2 separate regions of the Homo sapiens genome follow, and region 2 is linked to region 1. The links are chromatin loops, found by intact Hi-C in ENCODE. Cell type or tissue: CD4-positive, alpha-beta T cell. All regions are shown on one strand.

The links. Peaks named below come from ENCODE experiments on the same cell type or tissue, not always from the same donor. Only the 100,000 strongest peaks of a DNase experiment are listed, where the experiment ranks them.
Region 2: a loop joins it to region 1, with 9 times the contacts of the local background. A loop is called at or near these places in 4 of 110 quality-filtered maps.

What each region holds. Positions count from the first base shown.
Region 1 is chr2:2,710,485-2,715,484 of GRCh38, reverse strand. The region is part of intron 3 of LOC105373390 (a long non-coding RNA gene); the gene reads left to right. Among named protein-coding and RNA genes, the nearest start is that of MYT1L, 380 kb to the right of the region's middle. In CD4-positive, alpha-beta T cell, no CTCF peak of the experiment used is centred here; no DNase peak of the experiment used is centred here; H3K27me3 peaks cover 356 bases.
Region 2 is chr2:2,118,145-2,123,144 of GRCh38, reverse strand. The region is part of intron 3 of MYT1L (myelin transcription factor 1 like); the gene reads left to right. Among named protein-coding and RNA genes, the nearest start is that of MYT1L-AS1, 200 kb to the left of the region's middle. RefSeq lists a silencer at 2,147-2,236. In CD4-positive, alpha-beta T cell, a CTCF peak has its summit at 2,180 (motif pointing left); a DNase peak (open chromatin) is centred at 2,154.

The sequences.
Region 1 (5,000 bases):
AGGGGCAGATGCTGAAGGAGGAGGATGGTCGTGGAGGGATGTCAGGAGTCCCTTGTGGAAAGCTTTCATTAGAAACATCTGAAGTGTGGAACAAAGAGGATTCCCAAAGCTCAGCCACAACAAGGAAAGTCTCCCCTAGGCCCCAATGCCTGACCATGCCCTGAGAGAGGGGCTGTTCCTCTGCCAGAGGCCCCAGCTTTCTGGGTCAACAAGCCGGGGACTGACAGGGACATGCTGCATACAGAGGTCCCCGCAGCGCATCTGTACCCCTCCCTCCTCGGTGGGCATCTGTGGTGAGGGAGGGTCACAGGTACAGACACAGCAGCCAGACCCACTGCACTCTGAGGCTGCTCCCACTGCTGGGGCTGCCTTAACAGAGGGGTGGGGACGGTGGTGATGATAATACGGAGGTTTACAGAAATCTTAAATTCTTACCTGGACTGGGGTTAACACCTGAACTCTCTCTCTCTCTCTCTCTCTCTCTGTGTGTGTGTGTGTGTGTGTGTGTGTGTGTGTGTGTGTGGGTAAGGATGGTATTTAGTTCTCACTTTCCGGGGAAGACTGTCCCACTCCAAACACAAATGAAAATCTGATTCTGCTATTCATCTTCGAAGGCTGATATAAAATACTTTCTCCTGAATTAATGATTCCTTGTTTCCTTCAGTTCCTTCAGGCTAATGTTCAGATTGTAGTGGTTATTTCATGAAACCATATCAGAGCTATTACTTTCTCATTAGATTATGAACACCTTGGGAACAGGGATCGTGTGAATTCAACCTCCATGCCTCGCATCATTCCAAGCACAGTCCCTGGCACATCATTGATATTTGGTCAATGAGCAGATGGATTGTGCAATAAACAAACACACCAGAGTGGAAATCTGTGGTCGCTGTGGTTTTCAAAGTTGGGCAATGGGCTTGGAGTAATGCTGCAGGACAGCTTCTTATGCCGATGGCAGTGCGAGGAAATTTCAGCAAATCCCATCTGAAGACGTATTCTCTGCTGGCCATTCCTGTTCTGCCGCAACACTGCTATCCCCAGGTTTCCCATGTTTTCCCTGATTTGACAGCCTAAGGGCTACTCTACTCGACAGAACACCTTCCCCAGGACCCCTTCCCCAAGACCCTTTCCCCAGGCTTCCACGGCCACCCAGTTGGGTTCAGCCAACGATCAACACCACAGGAGGACTGGGGATGGGAGAAGCGAGGTCTTGCTATTTTTTCATCATCTCCTGCTGGTTGGGCGGATGCCCCCATGACTCCAGCTCCCACCAGGTGGGCCTCCCCAAGGCTCCAGCTGCACAGGCCTTGCTTTTGCCTTCGGATCTGAAGAGTGGAGCCCTGCTCCTGCGAGTCTCCGTGCTTCAACATCTCCCGTTGGCTTCCTTGACTCTGCCATGTTCTGGTTATTAAAGCCTTTGGAGCATCCTGGGTTAGTTGTGTTTATTTCTGGAAACTGGAAACCATTTGTGCATGGAGTGTTGAGGATTCCCAGATTCTCCACAGACCTGGTGGCCAGTTAACTATGCATCTGTTTTGAATGATGCCTCTGTCTCCCTGGCTCTAGATCCTGATTTGGCCACAGATGCCGTGGGTGTGTAGCACGTGCGTGTGCAGAGTGGGTCTTTTAGAAATCAGACTTGATAACTAGTTTGTGGAGCCCACTGCATAGGTGGTGAGTCCCTGGGGTAAGAGCACCCAGGAAGTCACCTTGCTTTTTGCTTCTGGGTCCTTCCAGATCCAGCTTTCCTCTGGTCTCCACCCAGTTGGTGAGTGTCAGAGACACCTCCCCTACGGAGAGATGCGGGTCCCCCCTTTCTCATCATCCTCCAAGTCTCTGCTCCACACCAGTCTGTGCTGTGTGTCTGCAAGGTTCTCTGGGCGAGGGCCCTCCCATTCCCTGTTCCTCTATCCCAGCTCAGTTCTCTAAGTATCCACCCAACACAAGGGCAGCGCCCGGGCTCTGCCACCCAAAAGCAGATTGATAATTGTTGTTTAGCCATTCATTGGTGATCCCATAAATATCAATCATTCCATCTTATAAACCAGCGATACCCTTAATAGCTATGCAACTGGGTTAGGCCATTTTCCCTTCTGTAAATGGCCTGGACGTCTTATGATCTCTGAGTTTCAATGGGGTTTATCACTCTTCTCTCATGAGAAGCCAATGGCAGTTTTTGCAAGGTAGGTTGATGGGTGATTTGTTTTCTTCTTTCTACTTTTGTGATTTCTTAAATGAAAAAATATGTAGTTCACACTCATGTTATTATTGGAAAATATTTATTTTAAATGAAATAAGTACTAATCGAGGTACAGGCTAGCATCCTCCTGGAAGATGGGGCAAGGAAGGGTCTTGGTGGTGGAATAGAGCTCAGAGCACCGGGCGTGTGTGTGAGGTGGCGAGAGACAGCTGGACATGGGAATGGCCAGGAGGTATTGTCTACGGACTGGGCACCAGGCACAGGTGCTTTGGAGGTAGAGAAGAGGGGCCCGTCCGGTGTTCTAGGAAGGCCTTCTAGAAGGGATAATGCTTGAACTAAGCCCGTAAAGAACAGGGCTTAGCCCAGGCGGAAGCCAGGAACCAGTGCTCTGGACAGAGGGGAAATGTTGATGAAGTGTGTCATACACAGGATTTCACCAGCGATCTGGTATTTCCAGGTCAAACGTGAAGTGGGAAGAAGGAAGATGGGTCTGGAGGAGGAGAGAAGGCCGTGGCTGTTCCTAAGGTGAAGGGGGTTAGAAGCTAAGATCTTCCATCATGGGAGGCCAAGAACAATTTCAGCAGGGGTTTAGCTGCCACTTGAACAGAGCACAGGAGAGGCATGGGGAAGGGTAATTTAAAGGAAAGGGGTCTGGAAGAAGAGAGGCTTATTAGAGATTATTTTTAGGATCTCTGTTTACTTCATCTTCCAAATTAGGACGCCCTTGTTCCTGAGAAAGGGCACTGCTGATGGTTCTGCCAGGACAACAGTCATACACTTGGGTTTTACCAAAGGAAAACAAAGATGTGTGGAAACCCAAGCGGCTGCAGTAGCGGGAGATGTTGGCAGAACAGCAGCTGGAGGACGTGTGGGGAAGGAGAGTGGAGTCATTAGCAGTGATGACCGACCAGGTGCGGGCAGTGTGAGAGGCAGGGACCACAGGAGGACGCAACTTCCGACCTGGCTGAAGCAGGGGGCATGAGGCTCAGCTGCTGTGGGGGCTGACAGCATGGAGCCCAGGAGCCTCCAGAGCCGGAGCCCGGAGGCATTGTCTGGGTGAGTGATGGAGACTCAGGGGCAGCCAGCGTGGAGGTGGGGCTAAGCCAAGGAGAGGAGAGAGTGAGCAGAGGGGGCACATTGTGGGCAGGAGCCACTCAGAGACCCCCAGAGTGTGCACAGAGGAAGAAGGAGCAGAGCAGGAGGCCCGGGAGAAAGCAATGCCCTGCACAGTCCCTGCCGGCTGGGAGACCCACAAATCCCAGTCTCAAAGAGATGACAAGCTCTAGAGAATTATCTAATCATATAAAGTCATTTGAAACTACTCAGAGGCCGTATCCGAGCCTTCCAGAGCAACAGGATGCATTTATAACCCATCAAACACTCCCTAGGATTTCCGTTCCCAAATTCCTGATTCCTTCTGATTCCAGAGGCCATCTTAGGCATCTCAGTCCTCAAACCCCTAAAATTCCCTTCCTGCATCTCCTGGGCCACACTTCCCTTCCTCAGTTACCCTCTAGTGTGAGGAACCTGCCACCCTGTCCCCCACCACACACATACACACCAGTACATAAGTTCCTTTTTATGTAGGAGGAAGATAATTGGATGAAGGATATTGGATGAAGGATCATAGAATTCTCTTGAAAAGTCCAGGGAATAGTATTTGGTTAATTTGGTTTGTTATGCATAGGAGACAAGGAAATACATACTTCTAAAGATAGAGGGAGAATTCAACAATGTCCAGAGTGTCAGGAAGTCCCCAGAGTCTACTGGGTTTCACACTTGTGGGATCAGAGGTGGCTTTTTCACGGCGTTTGGGTGACGTGTGTAGGGGTGGGCTCAGAAGCCCAACTGAAAACAGAGACATGGAATGGCTGCTAGAAATGACAGGATTCTAGCTGCAGGGGGTGTTGGTGGTTCTGTTTGTATGTTTGTACAATGAGAAAGACAAATACCTGATTCTAGGATGGCAGACCAGAGCTCATAGAGAGGGATGGTTTAGAGACAGGGATCTCAATCACATTCAAGCCCCTTTTTTGCTAAAAACATAATCTTCTGTTTTCTGTCTCAAGGGAGATCACAAGTCCCTGAGCTGTACAGAACGCTCCGTCCACAGGACAGGGTCTTCCCTGCTCCATTCGAGTGGGACACGTTGTTGGCTGCCCACTCCTCAATGTCCGTGACGCAGGTTCCAACAAAAAATTCCAATAGACCACGTGGAAGGTCTTTTAAAAACTTATCTGGCCGGGCACGGTGGCTCACGCCTGTAATCCCAGCATTTTGGGAGGCCCAGGAGGGTGGATTACCTGAGGTCAGGAGTTCAAGACCAGACTGGCCAACATGGTGAAACCCCGTCTCTACTAAAAATACAAAAATTAGCCAGGGGTGGTGGCACACCCCTGTAATCCCAGCTACTTGGGAGGCTGAGGCAGGAGAATTGCTTGAGCCCAGGAGGCAGAGGTTGCAGTGAGAGAGACTGTGCAACTGCACTCTAGCCTGGCCAACAGAGCGAGACTCTGTCTCAAAAAAAAAAAAATTATTTGATAAGAACTGTCATCTCTTTCCCTCTCCCAAGGAGGTAGTGGCCATTTGCTGATGGGGAATTTTACTCTGATTGAACTTCCTTATGTGGGTAAATGGGTGGGGTGCCTCAAGGATAGCGGCATTCACATCAGAAGGAAAAAACTATTTCCCAACTCCTCTCCTCTTTGGTCCCTGCCAGTACTGTCTTCACTGACTAACAAGACAGAACGGATCATCTTCCAATAGCAGCCCTCTGCTTGTTCCCAAATTCTATTTGAAT
Region 2 (5,000 bases), 590 kb after region 1:
TTCATCCGGCAGTGATGCTGTGCCCAAAGAAATGGGTCAGATGATCCCCCACTGTGCCAGAATGTTGGGGAGGAAACACAAGGTCAGGCGAGCCAGCGTGCCCTGAAAACCCCTCAATCTCCTGGCTTCTCTCAGTTTGCATTCATTCCCTCACCCTGTGTGACTGCCCCCAAGCTCTCTCTCCTACTGTCCCTGTCTGCGCCTCCCCATAGAAATCCCTGTGTGGATCCAGTTCTGTCTTCTACTCATTGGTCTCTCTCTCTCTCTCTCTCACACACACACACACACACACACACACACACACACATTCCTATCCTCCCTCCCAGTTCCACAATTCTGTACAAAACACCAGGAACCAGCCTGGCAGAGACAGAACCCTCCACTGATGCGGAAGGACAGTAAGTTGTATGGCCAACCCAGCGTTCTCTGTGACAGAGAAGCGAAGAGGAACAACTTTAAACTCTTACACATTGGTAAATTTTGCCCATGGCCCAAGACTATACAACAATGTCCAAGTAATGGCTGTTAGCTTTAAATCGTCTATTTTGTTTGGAGGACTTGAGTTCTTTAAGAACTTGGACCCTGTACATGAATTACTTTGTATATGATAGCGTGTTACACATGTGTTATGTGCCTACGCCGGCCATTACAGGGAGGAAGGTGGGCTTTTTCCTACCCCTTCGTGTAGTCTAATGCCAGACACAGGCAGACATTCTGTGATGATGGTGGCTCTGATGCCCTGGGTGCTTCCGTGTTCCAGCCACTGCTCTGAGCACCTCGTATCCATCAGTGCATTCCACCTGCAGAGTCCCCATGAGAGTCCCCAGGAGAGAGGGGCTGCAGTGTTCCCATGACAGATGAGTAAACCGAGGTACAGAAAGGTCAAATACATCGTCCAAGATGGCACATACAGGAAGAAGTAGCACTCAGACTCCAAGCCAGACAGTCTGGAGCCGGTGCCCACACTCTTAAAGTGAGTGGGAGATACAGGCAGTTGACTGCACGGCATTGCTAGTCACATTGGATAGTGTGGGATCTCACCAGTGCCATAATCAGGTCCACGTGCACATCATCGCCAGATGACGGTGCCGCCCTGCTGACAGACGCACAGTTTAACAAGAGCGTAGGAAGACCTCACCTTCCCTGGTCAGGGGTGCGGGGAGCAGCAGTGCTTCCCTGCCATCGGGGCCGGCATCAGCCAAGCAACCCTTTCCTTCCCGGGTGGTCTCATGTGGCAGAAACAATCATTGATAGAGCAAGAAGGGACTGAGATCACAGGCGACCGCAGCCCCCTCCTGGGCTCCAGTAGCAAAGTGGGAGGACGAAGACTGCATTCATAATAGAGAATTCCTGAAAGCTTGAAAAAACGCGGTGGCTCACACCTGTAATCCTAGCACTTTGGGAGGCCGAGGTGGGCGGATCACGAGGTCAGCAGTTCGAAACCAGCCTGACCAACAAGGTGAAACCCCGTCTCTACCAAAAATACAAAAATTAGCTGGGTATGGTGGTGCGCACCTGTAATCCCAGCTACTCAGGAGGCTGAGGCGGGAGAATTGCTTGAACCCGGAAGGCGGAGGTTGCAGTGAGCCAAGATCACGCCACTGCACTCCAGCCTGGGTGACAGAGCGAAACAAACTCCATCTCAAAAAACAAAAAGCAACAAAGAAAGAGGTTGAGGGCGGTGGCTCATGCCTGTAATCCCAGCACCTTGGGTGGCCTAGGCGGGCGGATCACGATGTCAGGAGTCCAAGACCAGCCTGGCCAACATAGTGAAACCCCGTCTCTACTAAAAATACAAAGTTAGCTGGGCATGATGGTGGACACCTGTAATCCCAGCTACTCGGGAGGCTGAGGCAGGAGAATTGCTTGAACCCGGACCCGGGAGGTGGAGTTTGCAGTGAGCCGAGACCGCGCCGTTGCACTCCAGCCTGGGCTGCAAATTAGAAAATGTTTTCCTCGCCAATATGATTGAAGGAGAGCGAGTTTAAAAGACTTACAAGCACAATTATTTTTAACATGGAATCATGTTTAAAAGAGTTGCACTATAAAATGAAAATCCGGCAGTTCGATCCACGGGCTGGGGGGCACCTCCTTGACTTCCGCCGAGCAAGGGTCTGTGGGCGCTGGTTCCTCCGCGCCGGCCTCCCGGTGACCGCCATCGCCACCTGGTGGCCGTGGGTCTAACACACAGGTTCACTGGAAATGGACTTCGGGGGAGTCTGCAGGATTCCTGAGATTAAAACACCCACCACACAGTGCGCACTCAATGGGGACAGCTGGTAGGAATCTTCGGTGGTCGCTATGAGCGAGGTATTGCACGGTTCAGAGATGAGGATAATACACACACACGTGTGTGCAATGCGCACATTCGTATCCACAGTGCGGAGTGGGGAGCATGGGATCATCTTTCGTAATTTACAAACTGCTTTATAGGAACAAGTAATACCTTAAGAGTTACCTTAATTATAAATTTTTAGCTTCTCTTGTTTGAGTTTCACCAACAGCTTGATTTTTGTAAGAGCATGACTCCCCTTAGCTTCACATCCATCCCTCACAGTGTACCAGCGTACAGAGCCGGCCTTCAGGGCACAATAATTTAGGTTTAAAAGAGTGAGATGGAGAACAAGCCCTGTACTGACTTTACAATGATTTTTAAAAATAAAAATAAATAAAAAAGGCCTTAATAGGAAGCTTAATGTAGTGGAAAGAAGAGACAAGCAGAGAGGTAAGTACTATTTTTGAAACAGGTTAAGTTATAGTCATCACATTATGCATTTTACAAGCAGCACGTGACTTATGAGAAAACAGAGGCCCAGGCAGATGACGTTCATCCCCAGCTTTAAGGTGTACATGGCTGGCTTGTGATTTACCCTAAGCTGAGCTTGCAAGGGCAGCGACCACTCCCTCCCAGGGCTGTGAATGTAGACGCAAAGGAACCAGTGTCCATTCCTCATAGAAAACTCAGCTGATTGAGCTAATTTGACGATTAACACTATCATATTGTAGTGAGGCATGCCGGCGATCTAGACTAAAACTCTGTTACCATGGGGGGCAAAGAACGGCATCCTAACCCAGATTTTGTAACGAGCTGGGCAAATCTCCTAAGGTTGATCTCCATTTCCCTCATTTGTGAATGTTAGGTGTTTTCAGTCATCTAAGTCTCCTTTATTCTCTTAAACAGGCACACACCCTCACTCGCACACATACATATTTCTTTTCTCTGTCATATTTCCGCAAACCAAATTTCCTTGTAAGTGACGTAAGATAGCTATGATTAAAAAAAAATACTTTCACTTTACAGTTAGTATGTTTAAAAGGTAATGTATGTTAGTTTGGACATTTGAAATAATTTATAATTAGAAAGAGAATGCATACATACAGTTTTGTATACTTGAGTATTTCTAACACTATGAAATTAATATTATTGTGTCTTGTATTAATGCGAATCATGATGTTAACTCTTGTCACTAGCAAGGGAAGAATAAGTAAGGAACTGAGGTTAAACCTGGGCTGAGCTGCACTCAGGGATGTACCCTGAAATGCACAGCATGCTTCTCCTACTCCAGGTTTTAAGATGAATTTTTTCTTACGGAAAATGGAAAATGGAAATATGATCATTTAATTCTGAAAACTTGTTTTAGAATTCAAATACTTAATTCAGTAGTCTGCATTGAGATAAATTTTTAATATATTCATTACACAAAAACTGAATTTTATTTTCCCTTAATTACTTTTGGGTAATGACTCCCAAATAAGATGAGATATTTATGAGTTTTTACCTTAGACTACATTTTTCATAGATTACTATTTATTTACTGTAAGCATGAATTCTTAAGTGCCTATTTATGTAGGTAAAAGCACTCTGTAATTTTTAAAGCAATATATTATTACAAGTGTTATTTATTCCTAGCAAATTGCCTAACAGGTTGTCCTCTCACCATTTTTCTAATTTTTTTTGGCCAGGTCAAACATGTTTTCACACCTTTGAAAAATGTACGTGAAAATGTCCTGTTAGCGTGAAGCTGTGATTCAGAGGTAGCGTAAGGTTTCAGTGTAAATGCAAACCCAACCAGTAGCTAGAGATATTCTGTATCTTCAAATGTTTGTCTTAACCACATGGTTGAATATTTAACCTAATGAATATGGTGGCAGGAAAACTGGAAGCAACCATGCGCCCTGGCGCACGCTGTCATTTATACAGAGAGCTCTTAATTCCGTCACTGTTCTCCTAGGAGATGGCGCCTTATTCTATTTACCTCTCATTATGAAAATGTCAGTGTTCCAACCTTGATAAAACTATTGTTGAGAAAGTAGAATGTACTTGATGTTTTCTTGTGGTAGTTTAGTCTGGGAGGGAGGAAGTGGTATTTGATGGATAATTGTTAAATTTAGATTTTTAAAATTCCTTTTGTCATAATAATTCAAGTTTCACTGAAAAAAAATCCAAGCAAAATGACTGGAATTATTTAATATTGATTGGTAGTATCCAAGGCACTATCCTTAACAGAATTTGTTTTGTTGTCGATTTTAAAATTTGAGGAATTTTCAAATATTTTGACAAGCACAAGGCATAACCACATTTATAACCCTTCTATGTTTGTAACAGGCATCCTTGTAATTGATTTTATGGCTATGGGATATCTGAGTAGAGTTTCTCTGGGAATTTCTGGAATCACTGATTTTGATATCTCAACCTTAGTTATAGCCACATAATATTATTGGAGAAATCATTAATATCAGTGTTTATGCACCAATTATTTTGCTTAAGTTATCTTCAATTAGGACTTCAAGTAGAATAGGATTATCTCAGTTGTTTTATTGATTAATATACTTCAACTTATGCTTGAAAAATTTTAAGCAATTCTTCATATTAAATATCTAAGATGGTTTGGAGCACACCGCCTGGAGGAGCCTGTCAGTTTCCCACCTTCATTTGATTCCATCCTATTGTCTTAACTCTCCACTTGGCCTTTGTTTGACATAGATGTTCAAAAATTATT